Regions from separate parts of the Homo sapiens genome. Here region 1 is linked to region 2. The links are chromatin contacts, found by Hi-C or POLR2A ChIA-PET in ENCODE. All regions are on one chromosome and are shown on one strand. Each heading gives the region's core, a stretch centred on a gene start or an enhancer-like site at or near the end of the contact. The rest is flanking DNA. Distances are from core to core; before and after follow the strand shown.

Region 1 (7,124 bases), core at 974-3,473, 37 kb after region 2:
ATGTGAAATTTTTCCACACTATGTGTGTTGTTTCCATAGCTCTTCACTTCCTCCAGAAGCCTCCTTACATTAAAAAGCCTTACAGTTATCCTGCAAGGGACAGGAAGGTCTGATTTGCAGGATTTTTAGAGCATTAAAATAACTATCAGGCAGAAGAATCTTTCTTCTCGCCTAGGATTTCAGCCATGCGCGCGCTCTCTCTCTTTCTCTCTCTTTTCCTCTCTCTCCCTCTTTCTAGCCTGGGGCTTGAATTTGCATGTCTAATTCATTTACTCACCATATTTGAATTGGCCTGAACAGATGTAAATCGGGAAGGATGGGAAAAACTGCAGTCATCAACAATGATTAATCAGCTGTTGCAGGCAGTGTCTTAAGGAGACTGGTAGGAGGAGGCATGGAAACCAAAAGGCCGTGTGTTTAGAAGCCTAATTGTCACATCAAGCATCATTGTCCCCATGCAACAACCACCACCTTATACATCACTTCCTGTTTTAAGCAGCTCTAAAACATAGACTGAAGATTTATTTTTAATATGTTGACTTTATTTCTGAGCAAAGCATCGGTCATGTGTGTATTTTTTCATAGTCCCACCTTGGAGCATTTATGTAGACATTGTAAATAAATTTTGTGCAAAAAGGACTGGAAAAATGAACTGTATTATTGCAATTTTTTTTTGTAAAAGTAGCAGTTTGGTATGAGTTGGCATGCATACAAGATTTACTAAGTGGGATAAGCTAATTATACTTTTTGTTGTGGATAAACAAATGCTTGTTGATAGCCTTTTTCTATCAAGAAACCAAGGAGCTAATTATTAATAACAATCATTGCACACTGAGTCTTAGCGTTTCTGATGGAAACAGTTTGGATTGTATAATAACGCCAAGCCCAGTTGTAGTCGTTTGAGTGCAGTAATGAAATCTGAATCTAAAATAAAAACAAGATTATTTTTGTCATGCTGACTCCACTGCTTGAAAAATTTGTTTACTGCCCCCCAGATTTTTAAAGATTAATACAGTAAATATAAAAATTAATTTTGGCTCCCTAAGCCATATATGTATTTGACAATTTTAACCGCAAAGTAAGTTGTTTAATAATAACCACTGATTTCTTTAAGCTGACTTAATGAACTCCTAATATCAGCAAATTTGAGGCCTAAAGGCACTAAACTAACTCTAGACTCAGAATTACATCCAACAGAATTACTCATCTAATATCAGTGAAATTATTCTTGCACATAAAGGCAAACCTAAGTACAAAGTTAAGTCTTTTACTAAAGGATGTTACCTAGGATGAGCAGTATATGTTTATTAGGAAATTAACTACATGAATTGAAGAGACCAGACTTCAAAATCTAATTTTTATAAATATGCTCTATGTTCTCATTGGATAAAACTGGTTATTAACCAATTTTCCAGAACAGCTGTACAAGATTTCTGCATGGCAGCCGGCTAAATGGTAGAAAATAATATGTTTAAGCTGGAATAGCTTATAATTTTATTTAAATAAAATTGCTGCTATAAAAAGTGCTTCCCAAAGCTAAGGAAAATATACAAATATTTTAATTAAGGCAAATTCGTTTTAAAAAATAAGCCTTTCAGTAGTGATTGCTTTGTAAACAAAGGATGGGTCGGAGGAGAGAGAGCCTTAAACTCAAGTCTGACATTCAGGCCCAAGTCACCCTATAAACCGGCCCTTAGCAATTCTATTTTCTATTCGAAAAGAGAAACCAGCTGTGGGTTGGCTTTACTAGGTGATGTGTGATTGACTGACTCACCTGCTGGAGTAGCAATGCATTCTCACCTTTTGCTGATGGGGCCTTGTTTCTAAACACGTGGATGCGCAGAGAGCAAGGCTCAGCCTACTGCAGCCATCTCTGGCAGCGCTTCTACCCCTCCCCAGCCCATAGATGGGATTGTTTAAATCTCCCTTGTTGACCTAGTGGCAATTCTTCCTCTACCTAAATAGTCGATGTGAGTGAAATCATTCTCTTTTGATAGGTGGTTGCTAGCAGTTAACAACCATTTATTTACTTTAACAATTAATAATAAACTTTATAAACTGTCTATTTGCTCCTCCTCTCCAGTACATGCCCGGGTGAGTTGGTTATTTTCAGCCTTTATTCCTGAGGAGGCTCAGGATGGGTGGGGGAGGGAAAGAAAGGGGAGGAGGTGTGGTGGGGAGAGGGAGAGAGGCGAGAGGGAGAGACAGAGAGAAAGAGAGAGGCGCTAGGGGAGGGAGGTTTACAAGTGAAGAGTAGTTAGGGAATATGGTGACTCTGAAGAATCGAGATCAGCAGTGTCCAGGAATTAGAAAAAATAAACTGCTATTTCCGTGAGTTCCCCCTCTGTGAGCCATTTAGGTGAGAGCCTCGCTCTTCGCAGTTCCTTTCTTCCCCTGCCTCGATGCCCTCCCCTCTTAATGCTATTTTAGCTTTTCCTCTTGTAAATTTCAGAGCCAGCTCGAAGGTTATTGAGGACACTTATCCGAAAGAGGCAAATAATAGAGGTGCTGAGAGTGTTTTTGATGTTTCCTAAAAGGCAAAAACAAAACGCCCTCCTCTAAACAAGGGCACAAAATTGTACCTGGTTTTTATTTTTATTTGGTGGTGGGGGGGTGGGGGGGTGGGGGGGGGGTGGAAAGGGGGCTGGCTCTGGCTGAATGAGACTACTTTTTAATATGATTTAAATTTTTTTTTCAAAAAATTAAAAATATTTTACCCTATCATATTTAATCAGCTGTAATTATAACACATTCAAAATGAATAATATGCCTTGACAGTATTTTTATTGTTATTGTTCATTGCATGATGTTCGACTGCTTTAGAAGCACAGGAAAGAGAAGTAAACGCGCTACAAATGGGGAATTACCCTCGTTTAGCATTAAAATTCATTTAGATAAAATTGCCACAAACATTTAAATGGGAAGATTAGTTCCCCCTCACGCCTTATTGCACTCGCTCAATGGTTCCGTTAAGAACATTTTACACGTTGGAAATTCCGTCTTCTCAGACGGCTTGCTGTTTCCTAGTTACCCACATTCAAAGCAAAGGCAGCAGCAAAGGCAGCCGCAGCAGCAGCAGCAGGGAAAAAAAAAAAGTTTTGGCAACTGGTCTGCAATTCATCCGCTGCTCGCCCCAGTCTCCCCTCCGCCCGCTGCAGTCTGCCCCCACCCCTTCCCCTTCCCCACCCCTACCTCTTTCCCCTCATTATGTAATTCGCAGAGTCCAGTCCTCGAGGAAACACGTTGCCTAGTTGTGTAGTATTTATATACAATGTTAAAATACAAAGAAAGACCCTAAAGTCAGTCGAGTCGGTTCCTCTCTGGGTCTCCCTCTCCCTCTCCTGTTCTAAAATGAAGATTTAGCTTGAATGTGCTGAGTTTCTCACATCCCGTACCCTGAGGCCACAAGGCACGTTTTTTGGCTTTCATTTCTGCCAGGACTTTTCCAGGAAATTCACCACTGCTTTTCGCTTGTATTAGAAACGTGTGAAAGAATTCGTCTGAAAAGTCCATGCACCGTCTAGCTTTTCTCTCCCCCCTTTTTTTCTTCTCCTTCTCCTCCTCCTCCTTCTCTCTCTCTGTCTCTCTCTCTCTCTCCGCCCCCCACTCTCGCACTCCCCCATCCTCCTCTCTCCCCCTCCCTTCGCAGAGCCACAGGAAAAGAGGAAAGTCGGCTTCGACTGCCATCTTTTGGGGATTTCGAAAAACGACTCGGTAGGAAACGGAGGGAGGCGGAGGCGCGGGAGTGGGGGAAACCCCCTTATTATCCAGTGTCGGAACTGGCTCCCTTAATCTGATGCTTAAATATTTGATGTGGAAAAATTACCCATAAAATTAGTTACTAACAATTTCAAATTGAAATCACTTATCGAATTATAAACGCATTAAAGCTGTATGGATGGTATTAGGAGTTCCTCGGGAGGCAGCGGGTGTCTCCTTGAAGTGAGCCAGGCGGGCGAGTTTCGCCCCGGGGAAAAGAGCCCCCAGCCGAGCCCGGGGGCAAGGCCGGGAGGGCGGCGCTGCAACCTGGGCGCAGGGTCCGGGTCAGGGGGATCGAGCGGGCGGCCGGGTCCTGGTGGAGGCTGCGGCTGCTTCGGCTCGCGGGGGCGGGGAGAAGGGGAGGGGAAGGAGCCTTGGTGGGAGGCTCCGACCCCGGAGCAGAGGCGCCTACCAGCAAACTTCGTAGTGAAGTCGAAGGATTCTGAAAAGGAAAAACGCAAGCCCTGCCCTCCCCCTCCCTCTCGCGTCTCCCACGCGGCGTGCAGACTTCGCGCTCGACTTTGCGATCGGGGTTAGTTGCTGTGTGCAGTGTCCCCCAAGTCTGCGGGAGGAGCGGAAGGGTATAGGCTCCAGTCCTGGGGTTGGGCCCGGCTCCGTGCCCCGAGAGGAAATCCAGCGGGCAACTGCGCAGAGCTCCAGCCAGGACGTGCTACCCCTGAGTCCCTCGATGCGCTGGGTCCCGGCCTAGGCCCCAGTGCGTGGGCGGGCAGGTCTTTGCCCAGAGACCACAGCTCTGGTCGCGGGGGGTGGCGGGGGTGGGGGGGCTGCACGGGCGCCTGCCTTACCCTCCTGCCCTCACCCCCATCTGAGTCTAGTCTAAGGGACTGTTGACTTTGTCTCTGGAGATGGGGCGACCAGGGGTCTGCGAAGGAGGTTGTGGAGAGGCACCTCCTGGGTGCAGGTCCGGGCGCTCTTTCCTCGGAACCTCACGGAGTGCTTTGTAGTAGCCTGGAGACTTCCTAATAGACTTTGCCACATCGGGGGCCCCAGACTCCAGAGTCCCATAGTGGCCCTGGGAGCGCGACCCAGAGAGCCTGGGGGCTGGAGGGCACATGGAACGCGTGCACGGCCCACTAGGAGGGCGTTGGGAGGAGAGTGCCCGAGTCTGGAGCCGCAGCCGGGAAGCCGTAGACAGCACCCCGACGCCTTAGGCAGAAGCTCCTCAGGATCACTTTAAAAGCTCTGCAAACTTTCCCCAGCCTTTCGGATACCCTCAGGCCCTTGGCCCACCGGAAGGCAGTAAAAACGTAACTTCATGCTGCAAAGCTCCCGGGTAGGCGCTTGGACGCCGATGGAGAGAGGCGTGGAACTGGGTAGTGGGGCGCCCTGCCTGGCTGGGCACTTTTCCTTGTCTCATTCTCGTCTCCCATGCCATGCCTTACCCACTGGCTGCTAGCGGCGCGTTTCACTTAAGGTGGCCACGGTGCGGAGACTACAGGAGCCTGGGAATCCCAGGGTTTGGGGAAAAAGTAGTGAGCGAGAAAGGTGGGGTCGGGGACCTGAGGAAGACAGCTGATGGCTGGGAGAGGGAGGGCTCCCTTTTCGGCCCGCTCTACCCGCCAAGGAGTCTGAAACATTCTCTCCCTAGGCGGAGCTGAAAGGAAAAACAAACAACGTATTGAGCAATCAGTTCGCCAACATTTGAGCTTTAAAGCGCCTTTGCTCTGAAAATAGTACCCTGGGGGTCTCAGTGGGGAGATGGGGGAAGCATTTTTAGGGCCTTGATTCTGGCTTGCCGCGCCCCACGGGTCACCCCTCCGCGCGCTGCCTCCTGACATCCCGGCGCTCTCAGCCCACTGAGGGGAAACCCGGGCGGTGCAGCCCTGGAGAAAAGGGATTTAGTTTTAAGCCAGTCTCCCATCGATCGGGTCGGTAATTTCTACCCCTGCCCACTCGCAGACACACTCACCTCTACCCTAAAGCATTAAGGTCATTACGCGAGCAATGATCTTAATTTCCAGGCGGAAAACGAGTCCCGGGACCTCGCCGATTGGGGAAGCAGTGAATAAAGTCACCTGCTTCAGGCACCCGCTTGGCCCGCTCCTCCCGGTGGGGGCCGTGTGTGGCAGGGAGCGCCGAGCGGGGGTCCCTAGCTCCACGCCGAGGCGGACCGGGCAGGGGTCAGAAACCCTGTGTCTGTTTTCTGCGGGGTGACGACCTCCTGTAAGGGTGGGATTGCTTTTGCTTGCTTTCCTTCTCCCCTCCCTCTGCCTTTCTTCCTAGGCCTCCCTCACATCTCAGTACTCTTTCTTCCTCCTCCCCTCCCCCAAAGTGGCAAGTTCCCCTTCTCCACCTAGTGTCCAGAGGTTCTGCCCCTCTCCTAGTCCCCCGCTGCCTCAGGGCCGTCGCAGAAGTCTGGTAGCCCGACGCCTTTTTGCGCCCATCTACCTCGCCCACCTTTCTGGGCATGGGTGGGGTGGGGAATGTTCAGTGAGGCCCTTTTGAAGCCGCTTGCTGAGGGCACCCTGAGGCTTTAAAGAACCAGATTTCTCGATTTAGGGACGATCTCTGCGCCCATTGATAACTCCATCCCAAAGAAACCCAGCACAGCAGCAAACACCCCCAGCAGTCGCCTGCTCCTCAGCCCCCGCCTTGGCACAGAGCAGCGTCTGGCACTGCGGGGAGATGGAGGCGAGCCACGCGCACCCGTTCCCTTACTGGCCGACCCGCGAGGCGCCAGCTTGTTCTGGAGACTCAGTTTCCACTGGACAAAAGCAGGGGAAACACAACGCAAGGGCTGTGCAAATCCACGTTCCCGACGCCCCTCCACCCCATCCCAATCTGATTTTTGAGACGTGCATTTTCAGGTAGTCCTAAACTGTGAACAGCGAGCTTTGTGTGTTATCTAGTGGGGGTGGGGATGAAAGGGGAGGAGACTCCCACTGCCCGTTCCAGTCTTTAATGTTTGAAATAACGAAATGCCTTGTGTAGCAGCTGCTGCTTGAGCCAAAACTAACTCTTTGGAAGACGGAAAAGAGTGAAAGGCAAAGAAAGACTGTTCATTTTTTTTCTTTTGGTGCCGTTTGGGATGTCATCTGTTTCCTTGGCGACTGTGTTCAGCCCCCGGAGCCCCTGGGCTCCTGGATTGTTAGGGGGGAAAAGCATGCTATTTCTGCACCGTCATTTATCACTGTCACCGCATAATGATTCCCCTTGCAGCCCCTTATTGATGTTTGTAATTGCATTATCTCATAAAGGAGGATGATCAATGAAACCGAGCCGTGCATTCTGGGGTCAGAGGAAGCCAAAGTACTGTTTGTCCCCTTTAATACAACAAGTACTCATTATCTTTAGGTCTGCATTCAAAAAATGATCTGATCTAGGGCTGACCCTGTCGGACATCC
Region 2 (7,439 bases), core at 1,557-4,056:
ATCACGAGGTCAGGGGTTTGAGACCAGCCTGTCCAACATGGTGAAACCCCGTCTCTACTCAAAATATAAAAATTAGCTCGTCATGGTGGAGCATGCTTGTATTCCCAGCTACTTGAGAGGCTGAGGCAGGAGGATTGCTTGAACCTGGGAGGCAGAGGTTGCAGTGAGCCAAGATTGTGCCACTGCGCTTCAGCCTGGGCAACAGAGTGAGACTCTGTCTTAAAAAAAAAAAAATTCTTTTAAAATGTTTTCCTTTAGATTTGCCATTTGTAAATGTGTAACCACATCACTGAAGCATGAATGGACTTCATGACCACGTTCCTGGGCTAAACGGGCTTATGACTCTCCACATAGGCCTAAGTTTTCTTAAGAACTCATTTAGGAAGGGAAAACTAGGCCCTTCTTTGTGTAATTAGCAACCTTAAGTCACAAGTGGAATGGCAAAGAAAAACACATTACATAAAGCAAAACTATATCTAGTTGTTTCAAAGAGGAACAAACGAATCAATCCTCACTGGATAAGGACATTTCTTTCCCAAAGCATGTTTTAGAAGGGGCAAATGTCACTATTTAAGACTTTTTGGCATTACCAGTAAGATTATGTATATAAGTTCATTAGGAATGATGGCAGCTAATTTAAAAGGTGATGGTTTTGTTTGATTTTAGTTTAAGTTTTAGTTTAGTTCTTTGTTTCATCCTGGGCAGTACACATTTACACGTTAAAACAGAGGCTGGGTCAACTAACTCACAGTAGGTTTCTGACAGATGAAGCTACAGCTTTTTATTTTATCATTAACAAGATAAACTTTGAGCTTCAGTAGAGTGTAAAGACAACTAGATAGAGAAGTAGGAGGCCTTAGGGCCAGCAACTTCCCAGCCACGTAACCCTGTATATCTTGCCATGTGTCCACTCTAAATTTTGTTTTCTCTTGTATAGAATGAGGGCAACATTACCTATTCTAACTTCACCAGTAATTGTGAGGTTCAAACTTGGCAAAATATAATAAAACCTCTTTGAAAATGTAAAGCTATATACAAATATAAGGGATCACCCTTCTCAAAGTCTTAAAAAAAAGCCCAAACTATTCTTCAAGTTAACTTTGATGAAATATATTTTTGCCAACTTTATCTCACAGTCTTGTTGGTGACAGGTCGAGCCTTCTCCCACTCATCTAAGATATTCCATGAACATTTGTGATAACCCTGCAGAAATAAGTCCACATCTGTGCCGGCATCCGCACCTCCCTGCCCCCAGCCCAGTTAGATTTAATGAGGAAAGTGTACTTTGGGAAACAAATACGGTGGATCTGCCCAAATTTTGACTAAGACTCTTCCCTCATCTATAATCCATTCTGGAGACAGACAGTGAATTCACATCAATAAATGCTTTCGGGAGTTGGAAAGGGTTTGCTTAAGAAGGTTCATAAAGATAAAGGTAATCTGATCACTAAAACCATTTAAAGTTTTTAGATTTTTTTTTTCTTCTTAAGGGGGAATTCCCTTTAGTTTGATTGCAAGATAAGAGTTTTGTTGTTAACTAAGATAAAATATAGTGCTGAATAATCTCTGAAATTAAAAACTGAAGTGCATGGTGCACAGAATAGAGAAAATTAAATAGCTTAGACAACAATGGATAAAGAGAAAAGAGTTTTCATGAAAATTAGCTTAGTAAAGGTAAATTGCATTTGAATCTTAACTTCAGATCTGGGTGCTCTGCTATTTGGCATATGTTGAATTGATAATGCCTGTGTGTTAAAGAATTCTGATTGTTTCTTTTGCCTCTCTCACAGCTTATAAAAATGCAAGCAGACCCATCTAATGAATATTAATAGGAGTGATGTCTAGATAACACATAAACCCCGGGATCTGTGGACTTTGGATGGAGTAGTCAGAGAGGATTTCTGTGGCTTTATTTAATACCAAATTTACATACTTTTAAAGAATAAACATCATCTTAATATTTTAATATCAATATTCCAGAGTGGAGATTTTAGTCAAATAAAAAGCTTAATTTTGTCTTCCCAAACATTATGTTCACCAGGGTCTGCATTTTAAGAGACAGGAAACTGTTAGCTAAAAAAGAAATTAACTTAATCCCCCTTCATTAAGTTCCAGTCTTTTTCTGTTACTTAGAGACAAGTAATAATTATACCCGTAGCAATGCAAAGCATGTTTTACACTTTTGTTATACAAAAGAACTGCGGTTGTTAAGGTGACAGCAAAAGAAAATGAGAACATTGATAAATACTGATTTTTTTTTCTTAAATCTTCTCTGACTCTTGAAAATAAATTTCACTCAGGTGTCTGAGAGGCCTTTTAATTCATTAACTGCAAAAATCTACACATATGATTTTAGAAAATGTCAATCAACTAGCTAAACAATATTTTCCCAGCTAAGGTTATAAACAGCAGCTAAGTGGGTGGAAAATGTCTAAAACGACTATACATACCAGTTCTTTTATAATGCATAAAAAGTGGGCATTTTGTTTTCAAGCTGGTATCTTTGGGATGGAACTTTTAGCAAGCACACAGTACATCTCAGCAGTGTATATTATTTAAAGTGCATTCTCTCTCTCTCTCTCTGGCATTGTGAAGACTTTTTAAATTTTAGCTTTACAAAGGGGGGAAATCATTAAAATGTGGTTTGTACCATTACATTCCATTATTTGTCATCTTTATGGCTATTCTATAGTTTTCATTGACCTTTAATGGTAAGCTTGGTCAGGAGAGGTGAGCAGGAATGTTCACATACTTGGCTGAGGGTGCTGCTTGAGAGTGTCTGTTAGCTGGGCTTCAATCCACGTCCCTGTAGATTTTAATGTCCCTACAGACTGCTGGCAGCCTGCTTCCAGCTGTGGCAGGCATGATGCAGTGAATTGCTTTTGAATGTTCTTTACTCAAATAGGCAGTAATTACAAGCTTAAAGAGGTTTAGTGGTCCAGTAAACTACATAATCACCCCTGAATTAGCCTGGGCTCATCAGTTGCAGTCCAGCAAGCTCCAGTCTGCTGTTTGTATGCCGTCTTGATCACATAGCAACCTGATCAGCAGGTGTGGAGCAGCCAGAGTCCCCCATAAACACAACTGTCTACTGGGGACAATGATCTCTAATGAGATGAGGCTACATCATCACTGTAATTTAAGTGGGAAAATTAGCACTAGAGAATGGGTACCAGTTCCAGGGGTCTTTAGTCATATTGGGAGCAGCACGAATTCTCCATCTCATTCTCCCTGTCTCTATCTTTTTCTCTCTCAAAAATATCTCCTCACCAAATGTACCATTTTGCTTCTAACTTACGGATACTTTATTCTTTAGACAAGGATTTTTCCTGAATAATTAATGCTAGACAGGGCATCTGTAAAGGCAATAATGATTGCTGTCAACAGACTCATTCCAAAATGGCGTTGTAGTATTTCATCTTCCTTGTCTTTCTACTTAATGGTTTCAAAATCCTTTCTCTTTGATTTTTAAAGTGGAAAAGTGTTCTTCAGGCTGGTGTTAGGTCTCCTTTTAGCTGACGTGCTCTCTGAAATTGTAGAGATGGGCTATACATAGTTTGAAAAAGATCCTTACTTTATTGGAGTTTATTGTATAAATCAGTCATGAACTTTCTTTTCAGAAAGGTGGTCCAGTATAGTGTGCCATGTTTTTGTTGTGCATGTTCAAGTGAAATTCTTGGGGAAAAGCCTCCATGTTGAAACAGTCTTCTTTATCCTTTCTTCTGTCCTGTGCTAGGCATAAAGATACAGAACTTGAATTTTGTTGCATTGAAGTTAGAGAGTAGGAAGGGAATTTTGTCACAAATAAACCCAAGAACAACATAGAGTGAATTTGGGAGAAACTTTGGGGGAAATTATAAATTGACGCTAAGAAAGAAAAGCAGAATAACACAGTAATTAAAAGCATAGGCTGTGCAATTGACTACTTAGAGTCAAATCCCAGCTCTATTTTACTTGCCAGTAAATTAGATTCTGAGCCTCAGTGTCCTCTGTAAAATAATGGTAAGAGTACTTATCTTAGAGACTTGTTTTAAGGATTAAATAAGTAAATACTTAAAGCTCTGAGAACGCTGCCCAACATACAGTAAACATTATATAAATGTCAGGTAAATAAAGTGAGCAAAATCTGGACTAGGCACTCTACTATTCTGGGATTTGTTGAACTAAGTGAGAAGGATGAATAATTGTTGGAATGGAGCTGCTAGTTTTGTGTTTATCTGAAGTCATCTACTCCTACTCACAAATGCAGGTTGAGGGATTTTAGTCATCTCTAACTTTAATAACATTCATTCACAGAAATATTTATTGGGCACAGAACTGGTAGCTGCATCATCACTGGGAATAGCATTCATATGTTTTTATTAGTAGTCTACTAAAATGTAATGATTTTGAATGTCATTTAACTCATATTTGATTAAGAATCATGTAATAAACAAAAGTAATTGGCGAAACACACACCCCAATTTGTTTCAAATCCCAATTTGTTTCAAAGCTGACAATTGAAGGCATATTGTAGTGTGGTTAGAGGAAATAGTAGGCATTTGATTCTATGATCCTTAAAAGAGTTTTTTTTTTTTTTTTGTTTGTTTGTTTTTTAAGGAGTCTCACTCTGTCAACCAGGCTGGAGTGCAGTGGCGCGATCTCGGCTCACTGCAACCTCCGCCTCCCGGGTTCAAGCGATTATTCTGCCTCAGCCTCCTAAGTAGCTGGGACCACAGGCGTGTGCCACCACGGCTGGCTAATTTTTTGTATTTTTAGTAGAGACAGGGTTTCACTGTGTTAGCCGGGATGATCTCGATCTCCTGACCTTATGATCCACCTGCCTTGGCCTCCTAAAGTGCTGGTATTACAGGTGTGGGCCACCGTGCCTGGCCAAAAGTGCTCTTGTATATAAGCTACTATCATTCCTGTATAAGCAATGCTACAAGCATTAATAAAGTGATGGGCATGTGAGTTTCCACTGAGTTTTCTGACTTACAGCAAGATTGACTCTTCCTTCCATTAGCAGAACTGAGTTGTAGAAATAAAAGGTACACACACATACGTTAAGATAATAGTTTTTTTCATATAACAAGTAATAATCATCATATATATTCATGATTAACTCACCAGGAGTCAGTGGGATTTCTTCACCTATTATATAAAAGACAAAATCGTTTGGAAGTGAATTTTCCCGACTTGTATGTTACCACCAAGTTTCAAATTCCAGCTCTACTACTTACCAGCTGTGTGAACTTGAGAACTTCCTTTGTCCTTTCTGTGCTCAAGTTTCGTCATCTATCAAATGGGTCTAGCGGCTGTTAACTACCTCAGAAGGCTTTTGTGAGGAGTCATATAAGTGAAGCATTTGGAACAGCGCCTGGCACATTCTCACTTCCTGATATATGTTACAATGACTACTTCTTCCACTCTTATTAATACTGCTAAGCTACTATTAATAAAGTTCCTTTGGCTGGATGCTGGAAGGAGAACATGGGTCAAGGTTCTGATGAACTAACTTTCCCTGACAGCCCCCTCCCCTCCCCTTCTGCCTGCCTCCCAGGCAGAAGCAGTGGATATTCAGGTAGGAGTGGAGGAGCAGGGAAATGGCAACTCTTTCCTCTCTGTTCACCATGATTAATAACATGGTTCATACTCCCTTATAATATATTTTTTGTTAAAAAAGGGAATGGAGAAATGAGAAACAAATGGCAGTGGGAGTGTAGCCAAGTGGAGAAACTCAGGGCCGGACAGACCTGGCACCAGCACTAAGTAGCTGTGTGCTGTTGGTGTGTTTTTGACCTGGCCAACCCTCAGCTTCTTCATCTGTGAAAAGGAGCTAAGCACAGCCCTTACTCAGGGGGTTCACCAAGAGTACATGAAATAATGCCTGTAATGCATTTGTTGTACTGACAAATAATGAGTTTGAATGAGCTATTGTTTAAAATGATTCAAAAATGACACTTCAAAGTAAAGCATGAGTTTTCTCCCTTATCTACTCCCAAGGGCCTCCTGTCCTGTTTTTGTTTTGTTTTTTGTTTTTTGAGATGTCTGTTGCACAGGCTGGAGTGCAGTGGTGTGATCTTGGGTCATTGCAACCTCCACCTCCTGGGTTCAAGTGGATTCTCCTGCCTCAGCCTGCCGAGTAGATGGGATTACAGGCGCCTGACATCACGCCCAGCTAATTTTTGTACTTTTAGTAGAGATGGGATTTCCTCATGTCGGGCAAGTCCTGACCTCAAGTGATCCACCCACTTTGGCCTTCCAAAGTGCTGGGATTATAGGTGTGAGCCACTGCTCCCAGCCCTGGTTTTCTTAATGGCCATTTTTGTATTTCCTCTTATAAGCATGGTCTTCTACTGAGAGAATCAATATTCAGAGGATTCATTAATAGCTGTTCAACATAATTTTAGCATCCTTCACGAATGTTAATCCATTTAGGAAGAGGATATAAGTAATCACTAATTTGGAATCTAAACTGTATGTCTTAAACGTATATACTTTAAAATATTTCTGTAACATATGTGTAGCTAATGAAGAATATATCTAAAACATTGTTATTTTATAAATTTGTAAGCAACTTTAAAAAAAATTCCAAATACAAAGGACTATGCAGTTTCTTAATATAAGTATCTGACTTCTTTATTTAGTGTTTTCATTTTCTATTTAATTGATATTTAGGAGAAATTAAAAGATCAGATAAGTGAGGCAGGGAGGGCATTTTATTTTATTTTATTTTATTATTTTTTATTTTTTATTTTTTTTTGAGACAGTCTCACTCAGTCACCCAGGCTGGAGTGCAGTGGCGCAATCTCGGCTCATTGCAAGCTCTGCCTCCCGGGTTCACTCCATTCTTCTGCCTCAGCCACCCGAGTAGCTGGGACTACAGGTGCCCACCACCATGCCCAGCTAATTTTTTGTATTTTTAGTAGAGACGAGGTTTCACCATGTTAGCCAGGATGGTCTCGATCTCCTGACCTTGTGATCCTCCCGTCTCGGCCTCCCAAAGTACTGGGATTACAGGTGTGAGCCACCGCACAGGCAGGGCATTTTAGTATTGGTCTCTTATAATTGGCTATAAAACAATGTCTTTACTACTGTGTATTATAAATATAGTCTTAGTACAAAAAACAAAGATTGTTATGAAACATTATCCAGCATTCTACTTTTCCTTCCACACCTATGTCATTTTCATGTGCTAAGGTTACATTTATAGATTCCTACCTGACACCTCCACTGGCAACTTCTTTTAACTGCTGTTGGATATACAGAAATCAGAGAGATTGTCTGCAGAATGACTCTACTGGGCCCCAGAAAAAACAAACGCTAAACAAAAAATGGAGCCCATTTAGTCTGAGCAACTAGGCAATATAGGAGTGTTGGTGGAGAATTAAGAAAGCGGATGGAAATCCTATGACTCTACTGATGATGCTCCAAACATTTCTGGCTTCTTAGCCAGT

Evidence for each region. Hi-C counts contacts between places; a loop is a spot of excess contacts on that map. ChIA-PET counts read pairs that join two places held with the same protein, here RNA polymerase II (POLR2A).
Region 1: a map of Right ventricle myocardium inferior shows a loop between it and region 2 (2.0-fold over the local background). The contact joins the promoter of LINC01798 here to the enhancer-like site in region 2. A Hi-C loop is called at or near these places in 2 of 168 maps with a recorded cell type or tissue (Right ventricle myocardium inferior and natural killer cell). POLR2A ChIA-PET finds 5 or more read pairs at or near these places in 7 of 52 experiments (A673, AG04450, BJ and 4 more).

What each region holds. Positions count from the first base shown.
Region 1 is chr2:66,571,807-66,578,930 of GRCh38, forward strand. It overlaps LINC01798 (long intergenic non-protein coding RNA 1798), which reads left to right and starts at 2,224. Exons shown (of 6, transcript NR_110156.1): 1 at 2,224-2,359. MEIS1 (Meis homeobox 1) reads left to right here. Exons shown (of 13, transcript NM_002398.3): 13 at 1-2,063. RefSeq lists enhancers at 1-1,063, 3,458-3,913, 6,428-7,124.
Region 2 is chr2:66,534,313-66,541,751 of GRCh38, forward strand. The region is part of intron 8 of MEIS1 (Meis homeobox 1); the gene reads left to right. Among named protein-coding and RNA genes, the nearest start is that of LINC01798, 36 kb to the right of the region's middle. RefSeq lists enhancers at 1,071-3,644, 2,463-3,406, 2,571-3,287, 2,574-3,166. Within about 2 kb of position 2,807, at least 2 of the 41 ENCODE cell types and tissues checked have a DNase peak (open chromatin) inside an H3K27ac peak, as active enhancers do; they include A673, where a contact is called at or near this core.